Regions from separate parts of the Homo sapiens genome. Here region 2 is linked to region 1. A link is a loop called in an ENCODE intact Hi-C map of the cell type or tissue named here. Cell type or tissue: Caco-2. All regions are shown on one strand. Links, peaks and the distances in the headings refer to the core of each region. The heading gives the core; the rest is flanking DNA. Region 1 overlaps FRMPD2 (FERM and PDZ domain containing 2). Region 2 has its middle 16 kb from the start of FRMPD2.

The links. Peaks named below come from ENCODE experiments on the same cell type or tissue, not always from the same donor. Only the 100,000 strongest peaks of a DNase experiment are listed, where the experiment ranks them.
Region 2: it touches region 1 in a loop (4-fold over the local background); 1 of 110 quality-filtered maps calls a loop at or near these places.

What each region holds. Positions count from the first base shown.
Region 1 is chr10:48,192,411-48,197,790 of GRCh38, forward strand. It overlaps FRMPD2 (FERM and PDZ domain containing 2), which reads right to left. Exons shown (of 29, transcript NM_001018071.4): 16 at 274-484. Among named protein-coding and RNA genes, the nearest start is that of FRMPD2, 80 kb to the right of the region's middle. In Caco-2, for the core only: no CTCF peak of the experiment used is centred there; a DNase peak (open chromatin) is centred at 2,621.
Region 2 is chr10:48,287,568-48,292,947 of GRCh38, forward strand. It overlaps the pseudogene RPS6P14. Among named protein-coding and RNA genes, the nearest start is that of FRMPD2, 16 kb to the left of the region's middle. RefSeq lists an enhancer at 228-728. In Caco-2, for the core only: CTCF peaks have their summits at 2,289 (motif pointing left) and 2,490; a DNase peak (open chromatin) is centred at 2,274.

The sequences.
Region 1 (5,380 bases), core at 288-5,287:
TCCCTGTCTCTACTAAAAATATAAAAATTAGCAGGGTGTGGCAGTGCATGCCTGTAATCCCAGCTACTCAGGAGGCTGAGGCAGGAGAATCGCTTGAACCTGGAAGGCTGAGGTTGCGGTGAGCCAAGATCACGCCACTGCACTCCTCCAGCCTGGGCAACAAGAGCAAAACTCAGTCTCAAAAAAAAAATAAAATAAATCTTCAGTACAGATCACTGCAAACCATCAAGCACATGGTGGTTTGGGCCCAGAGAACAAATGTGTCACACCCACCTGCGCCCGATGCCTTCTGCTCCAGCCTCCTTGCTGCCGTCCACGTTGAAGTTATCCATTGATGTACTCAGCAGGCCTCCTGCAGCACCCTGAAGCCTGGATACAAACAACTCGTTTTCTGAGCATGACAATCTCTGAATCCAAATGAGAGGCTTAGACCGGGCCTGGTGTGCAGGACTCAAATTGGCCATTTGCACAAACTTATCATGGTCTGAATTTGGGGAGAAAAACATAGACATACACACACACAAGAATGATGCTGGATCCATTGCTCTGGTGGTTGTAACATATCACTGGGCCCCCGCTCTCCTCCTCCTTTCTTTTTCTGCTGCTATTTTGTCTCCTGTGATTATCCCTGGGAATGCAAGGTCTCCTAATTAGCACTTGCTAATGAAAGAAACCTCAGAAACAGAAGAAGGAAGAGACGAGATGCTCTCTCTCCCCTTGCAGCTGACAGGACGCAGAGCCAAAGAGCCTGTTTAAATGGGTGCTAACCCTAGAGTATTTGCGGGTGTGTCGGGCTCCGGCCGAGCCTCCTGCGAAATCAGCTGCCCCATCCCCTTCTGCTTTCTGCTTTTACAGATCTGTCCTCCCAAACATTCTTGTAGCAAATGTGCCTCCAAATCTCCTGGGATCCCAAGATTAGGCTCTGCTCTGTGGAGTATAACCTTTAATCTCTACACAGCGTAGTTTGCCCTGGTAATCATATTTAATACAAGGTCCTATTTCCTGAAATATAATATGAGATGTGTTGGGTTCCCCCCAGCTTTGACACTTGCCTTTCTCCTTCCATGCAGAAATGTTTAATAAATAACTTTGATGAAGTCTTGAACTTAAGACCATGGATGTGATTAACTCCCCACTTCACTATTCACATTGATCATAAAAAAAATGGGATTTGAAAAATAGAGCTTTTAAGTTAATGAGGCTTTACATAAAGCCAAGTTAGTATTTTAAGACAGGAAAATGATGACTACATTCTGACCATCTGCGCCTTGCTAAAACCAAGAAGGAAAGAACGGTCAGACACATGGTAGTGGTGTGGCTCCTGGTTTCTCTGTGTGTGTATGTGTGTGTGTGTGTGCACATGCACTTCTAGAGCCTGGTGAAGTGCCTCCATTTCAAGGATATCCATGGGCATATATTTCTTCAAACAGACCCCCCTCTCTTCTCTACAATGGTGTCTGGTTCCCTGCCAGGGCTGTGCTTACTGAAAAAGCCAGCCTTTTAAAAAAAAACTTTTTGAGAATTTTCTGCATGCATGAGGCACTATGGTACCATCACTCACATACAGTAGGCAAAAAGCAATGAAGGAATATAAGTAAATTAAATGTGACCTGCAGCTTTTGCACAAATTGCATAGTATCTTACTCCATACAGAGCTTGGGCTTGCTCAGAAACAGCAACAACAGCAGTAATGTCAACATCAACTACTAATATTTGCTGAATGCTTACTATGTGCCAGGCGTGGTGGGAAGCACATTATCTGCATTGTCTCATTTAATCCTCACAATAACCCTATGGGGTAGATATTATTATACCCAATTTAAAGATCATGGAACTTGGGGCTAAGAGTGTGTTAATTATTTGCTCATGGTCCCAAAGCCAGTAAGTGGTAGGGCAGACTCACACTCAAATCTGCAGACTCCACAGTCCACGCTGGAAAATGGGGATGCTGAGGACACAAAGACAATGACAGCAGCAGGGGAGATTTATCTGAGACACACCCAGCCTTCTGTTTACCGGGGCCCAAAGGGAGAGTGACCTTAGACTTAATCATGATGGATATTAATACCCACAGGCGGATATTCTAGGCAGAGACAGTGGAGGCAAGGTCGCAGCTCAGAAAGGTTTAGCGAGTTTGAAGCAAGACTGTACAGAGACTGTGATTACAGGAAGGAGCCATCCCTTAGAGGCAGGGGACTCACAAAAGTTAGCAGAGGAGAGAGAGCTCAAGGGCCTGTGAGATGCTGGAGAGTGCCTGGAGCCTGAGGAGGAAGCTCAGTTAGCAGGAGAGGGGCTGCTTAGTGAGGTCAGGAAATGAGACCCTGGGTGTCAAGCACTCAGCATCAGGGACTCAGCCTACAGCTGTGGGCTGGTGGGGCTGCTGGTGAGTGCCAGTGTCATCGCCACGCCTCAGCTTCATGGGGCTGACTGGGTGGACAAACAGTGGAGGGGGGATTTGTTGGAAGGTGGTAGAGCCAAAAGTAGACAGCCTTTCAAGAATGGAAGGAAGCATTGCCACGAATGTCCCAAAGCCACTAGCAAGCTGAGGACAGTGGACAGTTTCTATTCCCTGCTGTGGGTGACTCATAGCATAATTGTGGCACTAGGGAAATAAGGCTGAATCCATCTGGATGTCAAGGGCAAAGTCCAAGTCACTTACAGTGTCATAAGGACACAGGATATACTCTGAGCCAAGGGCCACAAGGAAAAGACACCCAGGACAAGATTCTGGGCAGCTCACTGCAAATCTGCAGTCTTGCAGCCTTCTTGTGGAAGGGCTGAGACCAACCCTGTAGCCCCCAGACCACCCATGAGAAACAGCTGAGCAAAGGCCCATGGGCCCCACTCCACAGGGCTGACAGATCCTGCCTATTTAGTCCTGAAATTATGCATTTGTAAAAGCTCAGTGATCTATCTTTTCCCCCTACAGAACCAAATATAACTATAAAGTAATATGCTTATTGAGATAATTCACAGAAGAATGACTAAGAAGCACTTGGAAAGTGCTCAACTGCTCAAGAATCAAAGGACTGCAAAATAAAGCCACAGCGAGAAATCACTTTTACCTTCAAATGAACAAAGATAAACACGATGATATTTATTCCAACAAGGATGCAACAAAACAGGCAAGACAATACTGGGCTTGAGATTGGCACTTGGGAAAACAGCAGTAGTCTTAGAAAAATGCCCAGCACTGGTACCCAACAATTACACTTCTGAGATCTAGCTAAAAGAAATGATATAAAATATAGAAAAATATTTCTTCCAGTGATATTTATCATATTATTTGTAATACTTAAAAACAAAAAGTAAACTAAATATCAAAAATGGGAAGGGTTCAGTAAATTATTGTAATTCCACACAAATCATCCATTCGTTCATCAAAAAACATGTATTAACCACTTCCCATTTGACACACCACACCTCTGTTCTGTGCTGGAGCTGCTCTTGTGGAACTCCCAGTCCACTGCTGACTGCAGGCAGGCATATCCACAAATAAAAGTGGCAGAATAATACAGGTGAGAAGACAGAGGTCTGCACAGCAGAGGGAGTGGTCCATCCACCTAGGAAGAGCCACCTGGGGGCAGTCAATCAGGAAAGCCTTCAAGGATGAGGTTACCCTTAAGCTTATTTACAGAGGATCGGACTTATCTTGGTGGTCTGAGCCAGGAAGGAGTTAGGAACGTGCTGCAGGCAGAGGGTATGCTGGGCACAAAAGCCCTGGAAGCTGAGCCATCCTGGTGTGCTGAACAGCCTGCAAGCTGGCATGAAAAACAGCCAGAGACCAGAGAGGAGGAGTCAGGGCAAAGAATATGGCAGGACTGGGGACTGAGTGGGAAGTGTCTGGCATGCCATTCTAGAAGAAGTTTGAGCTTGTCCTTGCAGACAACAGAGAGCCATTAACAAGTTTTCAGCATGGAAGAAAATGACAGGATTGGTCCTTTTGAAAGGTCACTCTGAAGGCTGAGAAGGACAATTATCCAGGACAAGAGTACCAGCAGCAAGTCCATTATGTGACGTGCCTCCATTTCAAGGATATGAGATGTGTTGGGTTCCCCCAGCTTTGACATCTCTCTCTGTCTGTTTTTGGTGACAAGTGGGGTGGGAAGAGAGGGTGCAGGCCCAGACACTCCCAGTTTCCTGCAGGGAGGCTGGGTGACCACCTTTGTACAAGACATATCATGGCAAAGAGAGGTGTGTGAGAGGAAGAGATCAATTACGGATGCCCTGAGCTTGAGGGGTGTGTGGGACCATCAGCTGGAGGCGGTCAGTTCTCGGCTGCATGTAATCGCTGAAAAGGGTTACATGAATCTGCAGAGAGAGTTTCTAAAATGAAGAAATATTTTAAAAAGCAAGGGAACTTTGTCTAAACTCATCCTTTCAATGCAAATAAATGTTAGATTCCTAAAAACTCCTAAGACAGTAGAATGTGCAGTTTGAGAAAACAGCCTATTACAAGCCAAATAGGCCTGAAAGGACTAATTTTACAAGTGAGCTCATGAAATATTTATAAATATTTTACAGTCACTGAAATCAGGCAATAAAAGCAATATCAATGGTGTTTCACACACTGTTCTCAGCAATAGCAGGTAAGTCAGGTATAATTAATTTACATTTGTCATCTCCAGCTCCCTGGAAATATCCTGGAACCACCAGCCTGTGGTTTCAATGAAATGTTTATATGTTCATCTGGTTCTGCTGCAAATAATAAAATAAGCTACCATTATTTTCTGCATTTGGTTCTGCATCTGAAAGTTCAGCAATTTTGTTTCCCAGTTGACCCCAACTCCTGGGCCAGCCCCAGGACCCAATGACACAGCTCCCATATGAATTGGCTGGCACTGAACAAAACCCCCGTGAGCAGGAGCCACCATTACTACTCTCACACTGAGCACAGAACACCAGACACTGAGCTAGAAATGTTACACGCACACACCTTCCCACTCGAGCACAATACAAACCTACAGTACGGTCTGTGTGCTCCAATGAGGACACTCCAGCTCTGAAAGGGGAAGTGAGCTGCCCAAAGTCACACAGCTAGAAAGTGGCACTCCCCTGAGTCTACTGGACTCCACAGGCCACATTCCAAGTTAGTGTTTCTGAAGCTTATATGTACATTTAAATCACTTGGGTTCTTTTTAAAAGGCAGATTCAGATTCAGATGGTCTGGAGTGGGGACTGAGATTCTGCATCCTTTGCAAGCTCCCAGATGACATGCATGCTGCAGCTCCAGGAACCACGCTCTGAACATGAAGGGTGTAAACCACTATATTATATTGCTCCCTTTTATGGCCAAAGAAGAACTAATGCCTAGACATTGACAGCAGCTGTGGTAAAGCCAGTGCGCAGAACCAAGTCTCTCTAGCACTGAATTCCATGC
Region 2 (5,380 bases), core at 254-5,253, 95 kb after region 1:
CCACAGCTGGGGCTGTGCAGAGGATCAGAGAATCAGGAAGACCCAGGGAGGTGGGGACAGGGGTGACTGGGACCTGGAATGAGGGAGGTACAAATGCCAGAGGCTGGCTCAGTGCCTTGTATCTGTTCTGTTGGTGGGGGAGGGCAAGGATTTTTCAAGAGTTAAGTCTGAGCAGACCCGCTCCCAGGTTTCAAATCTGGGGCAGATGGTGCCTGGGTAGTTATTGAAAAAGGCTGAGCAGAAAGGAGGCTTTGTGTACAAAGGAAGGAGGATCCTGCTAAACACCAGTGAAGGGGCTGGACCCCAGCCAGACAGTGCTTGGCAGGACAGGCCTGGGCTGAACTGGATCGTATGTGACCAGAAAGGACAGGGAGTCCAGGGAGCTGGGGAAGAAGACAGAGCCAACTGAGACTGGCAGACCAGCCAGAAACAGCAGGGGCGGGACCTGGGACCTGGGCTTTACTTAACAGCCCCAGGGCTGTAGGGCTACAGTTCAACTTCTGCAGAGCTCGCCTGTCAAGTACAAGGGCAGCTGACAAACGTGTGTGGTTTGAGATGACTTGACCTTGGTTGGTATTTCTACTACCTGCTTAGATAACATCTGGGCACTGTTTTTCTAAGAACTGCAACTGAAAAGGAAAGCACACACTTTACTAAGATTCCCACGGCCAGGTCCGTGGGCCAGGCCTGGAAGCCACAAGGAGGAGGCTGAGGGAGGTTCTCCTGGTGGGAGGAGGACTGCCCACCTCCGGCTCAGACGCTGTGGGTACAGACACCTGCCCCTGCCACGTTGGCTCAGGTGGCTGCCTTTGCAGGTACAATGAGCTTATGAACAGCTCTGGCCCAGGTGGAGGAAGAGACAAATCTGGCGCTCAGAGAAAAAGCAGCAGTGAGTTGGGGCCAGAATCACTGATCCACTGAGACAGGCCGTGGAGACAGAGGCACACATGGAGCCTGCAGGAAGAAGAGCAGGAGGAGTCAGACACAGGGCAAGGTCGCCCAAGGCAAAGCTTGTAGACACTGAGCACCTACGGCCTTTCTTCTCGTGGCAACACATTCCAGTTGCTGACAAAGTTCTAGGAAGAAACGAATGATCTCTCCGGCACCCAGCTGAAAAAGGAAGTGCAAAGTTTGGGAAAGGGGCCCATTCTTGGGTGATTTATCTACCATTGAAGAAGGGGCCTTAAGGAGGGCACATCCTTTGTCCTGGCTCCTTCCACATCACAGGGGGCAGGAGAGCCTCTGGATGTGTCCAGTTGCAAAGCAGCTGAGGCTGGCGATCTTCCCGTGATTTCTCACTCAAGTATTTGCCCTAACCAACAAGATGGCTTTAATCCATAAATGGCCCACAATGGGTTTGTCTCACATGCACTCGGTGCTGCCTGGGCTCCTGTTGGGTCATGAGGTGAGAACACGGTGCCCTGCCCCCTCGCCCTGCTGCAGTGCCACACGCATAGCCACCCTGCCCACCCTCCTTGCTCCTTCCCACCCTCCGCCTGCCCACCTGTCAGAGAAACTCTGCCTCCCCATGTCTCTCGGCTCCTGCGGTGGCCTCCCTTCTCCCTAACTCTTCTGTTACACAAACTGAGGCTGGACCTGAAAGCACACAACAACAATGCCATTTATCCCCATCGTTCAATCAGTCATTCATCTCTCCCACTACTCACGGGACCCTGGGCAAGTGACTTAACCTGTTTGTTAACATGGAATGATTGTGAGAATTAAATGAACAAATACATGGCCATCCATGGCATATTTTACATGTTCAATATGAGTTCATTGTTATCACTATTGATGTTTTCATTATAGTCTATGTTATCACTTATCCAAACATTTACTGAAATCAGCTGTGTGTCAGGTACACTCTACAGAGTATGGGAGGAAGAACGGCCAAGGAGGCCCATGTTTCAGCAGCTCCGCACTGGAATGGTCTGAACACCGCCCCTCTGTCTGTACTTCAATGGGCCACTTCCTGTAAAGAAAAAAATTCTTATCCAATAAAGCATTTCTTTGCAGAAGTCTAGAAATCCTTTGTATTCTCTTGGGTCATGACCTCTCTGTCAATATGATTTCTTCCCCTGGGTTAAAGGACTCTGCCAAACATGGGGAGCAGGCCATAATGAGAGATGGGGTGGTATGCATTGTCTGGGATGCTTTTCTTTGCCTTTGTCAAGTTGCAGAGAAGAAAGGCCTTCCGAGAACAGGGACAAGGCAGTCCCCTATCCCACAATGCAGACATGACGCCGCTGCATCTTCTGGTGACCACACCACCTCGTGGTCACCACTGGAACTCCACCCAACCTCCTAAAATGTGAAATTCAGCCGCAGTCCTTCTGTCAGAGTGACCTTGAGGACTACTTGGTGAGTGATATGGTTTGGATTTGTGTCCCCGCCCAAATCTCATGTCCAGTTGTAATCCCCAATGCTGGAGGAGGGGGCCTGGTGGGAGGTGACTGGATCACCGGGCAGATTTCTCCCTTGCTGTTTGCATGATAGTGAGTGAGCTCTCACGAGATCTAGTTGTTTAAAAATGTGCAGCACCTCCCCCTTTGCCCTTTTCCTCCTGTCCCTGTTATGTAAGACATGCCTGCTTCCCCTTCACCTTCTGCCATGATTGTAAGTTTCCTGAGGCCTCCCCAGCCATGCTTCCTGTACAGCCTGTGTGAGCCAATTAAACCTCTTTTCTTTATAAACTACCCAGTCTCAGGTATTTCTTTACAGCAGTGTGAGGACAGACTACTACAGTGAACAACACTGCCTAATTGAGGCAAACATTCTTAGAAATGAAAAAGGAAAACAACCCACTCCTCGGAAGACAGTATGTAATAGTGGTTCGAGCCAGATTGGAGTTTCACCTCCAGACGAATGAGCTGGGTGGCCTTGGGCACATTACACAGCCTGTCTAAACCAGTTTCCTCATCTGAACTGGAGTCATAATAATGCCTATCTCATAACGTCGATATGAGGACGGCATGAAGTTCCGGATGTGTGGTCTCATACATGGCCAGTTAGTACCTGCCACCCGAGCATCCTCTGTCTCCTCCTGCCCACCCCCTGCCACTGGATTCAGTGTCAGGAGTGCAAAGTCCATTCACACACAAGCCCCGTCTTGCTTGGGTCCATGAAAGCTGATGTTTCCCACACATTTCTGGAACCACCAAATAAAGTCCACACATAGCCGCAAATCAGTCCCAATCATGACTCCCATAGCTGGAGGGCCATACACACTGCACATGTCACATCTGCCTGCCTCTAAAGGGCCACCTGAATGGGGACATGGTGACAGCTTTATGGCAAAAGGTGGCCACACAAATTCCTCCCATCCCTGTACACTGTGCCCTTTGCTGAGAGGTTCTGGACACTGATGCTCTGGCCCTCTCAGGATTATAAGCACTACCTCAGGCTGGAAAGGAGTCCCTCCTTCACTCTGCTGTGCCCAGTCAGGAGAGCACTGCCAAGCCTCACTGGGACCCATTGTGTCACAGAGCAATAGAGGTTCTCCATCCCCACACAATTGCTTTCCTTCCTTGAAGTGGGTTTGAAGTGCTAGCTGCATGACATCTTCAGAGCCAGCATCCCATCAGGCACCTGATCCAGAACCCTGCTAACTCGCTCTGTCTGTTCCTTTTTTTCCTGGCCCCAGTGAATGCCAATTGAGGATAGACTTTGTATCAGTTATCTATCTATTACCAGGAAACAAATGGCTATAAAGTTAGTTGGCTTAACACAACAACCACTTTATTTGTTCATGACCCTGTGGGTCAGCTTAGCTGGGTGGTTTCTCTCGGGTGACTCATGTGGTTCCAGGAATCGTCTGATGGTTTGATGAGGGCCTGAGGGTCCAGGTGGCCTCCCTTACATGTCTGAGAGTTGGTGTCAACTGTCAGTCAAGTCTTTTTATCTCCTTGTGTCTCTCATCTTCCATATGGTGACTGCAGCTTTCCTAGAGGACAGAGGTGGGAGCTGTAAGGCCTCTGGGGGGCCTAGAGTCAGAAGTCACACGGTGCTACTTCTGCTTTCTAACTGGCTAAGGCAAGTCCCATGAACAGCCCAGATTCAAAGGAAATAAAGTCCACCTCTTGATGGGTTGACAGCAAAGTTACATTTCAGAGGAAGCTCACACAGGGATAGAGTGACATTTTGCAGCCATCTTTGCAAGCAGTCTCCCACATAGTGGTGGGGTTTTTTGTTTATTCTACCTCAGTTGGCTCCTCATCCTTCCTGGAAATCAGTGAATGTAAGTTACTACTCCAGGGTGGAGGAGCAGAAGGACTTCAACACCAAATGCATCTGTATGTTTCTTTCCCCCCTCACCTCTTGTCTTTGTCTTACTTCTGCCCCATTTCCCACAAGTGTGTGCTGCTTGGATCCTTTCTTTCCTTCTAACCTTAAAGACAAACATTTCTTTCTTTCTTTCTTTCTTTCTTTTTTTTTAAAGAAGGTTCTTACTCTGTCTCCCAGGCCGGAGCACAGTGGCACAATCATGGTTCACTGCAGCCTCAAGCTCTCAGGCTCAAGCAATCCTCCCACCTCAGCTCCCAAGTAGCTGGGACTACAGGCATGCACCACCATGACAAGCTAATTTTTATTTTTATTTCATGTAGAGATAGGGCCTCACTTTGTTGCCCAGGTTGGGAAAGACAAACATTTCTAAGCCAAAAGCAATGGCTCCATCACTCAGAGAACCTCCCAGGTGCCAAAAATCAGTTCATCTGGGCCAAGGACAAGAAGTAGTCGTAGTGACCATGGGGAAGGCAACAAGGAAACAGATGTGAGAGATAATGAAGAGATGAATCCTGCTGGTGAGAGATGCAGCCTTTTAAAATTATTTAAGACCCCTCATTTGGAAAGCACATTGGAGAGAAGGCAAAAGAAGAATGGAAAGTAGGTAAGACTGAGGTAGAGTGTGAAGATCTAGTCCTCCTTGGGAATTTGATCACGATTGCTTTAAATGTTTACATACATTTTGGGAGAATTGACAGTTTTGCAATACCAACTCTTCCAATTCATGAACATGGTACATCTCTCCCTGTATTTAGGGTCTTCTTTAATATCTTTCAAGCAAGTTTAGTAATTTTATCCTTTTGAATTTAAAGCATGTTAAGGCGATAACATTTTTATTTAAATATTTCTTGGTAACTTTTTTGAGAAGCATGTGGCTACAGATGTGGATGCTGATACTCTCAATGAATAGTGGAAGTGTTATGTGGTCTGAATCAGTGGTGGAGACAACAAACAAGGTTTCCCGTAAAACAGGTGTCCCTATCCATGGTCACGTCTGCCTGCTGTTGAGAAAGAGCATTTCTGTAATAGACCAATAACTAGATAAAGAAAGCACAAATCTGTTTGGGGTTGCATTGTGGATGCCAATCTGCATGTT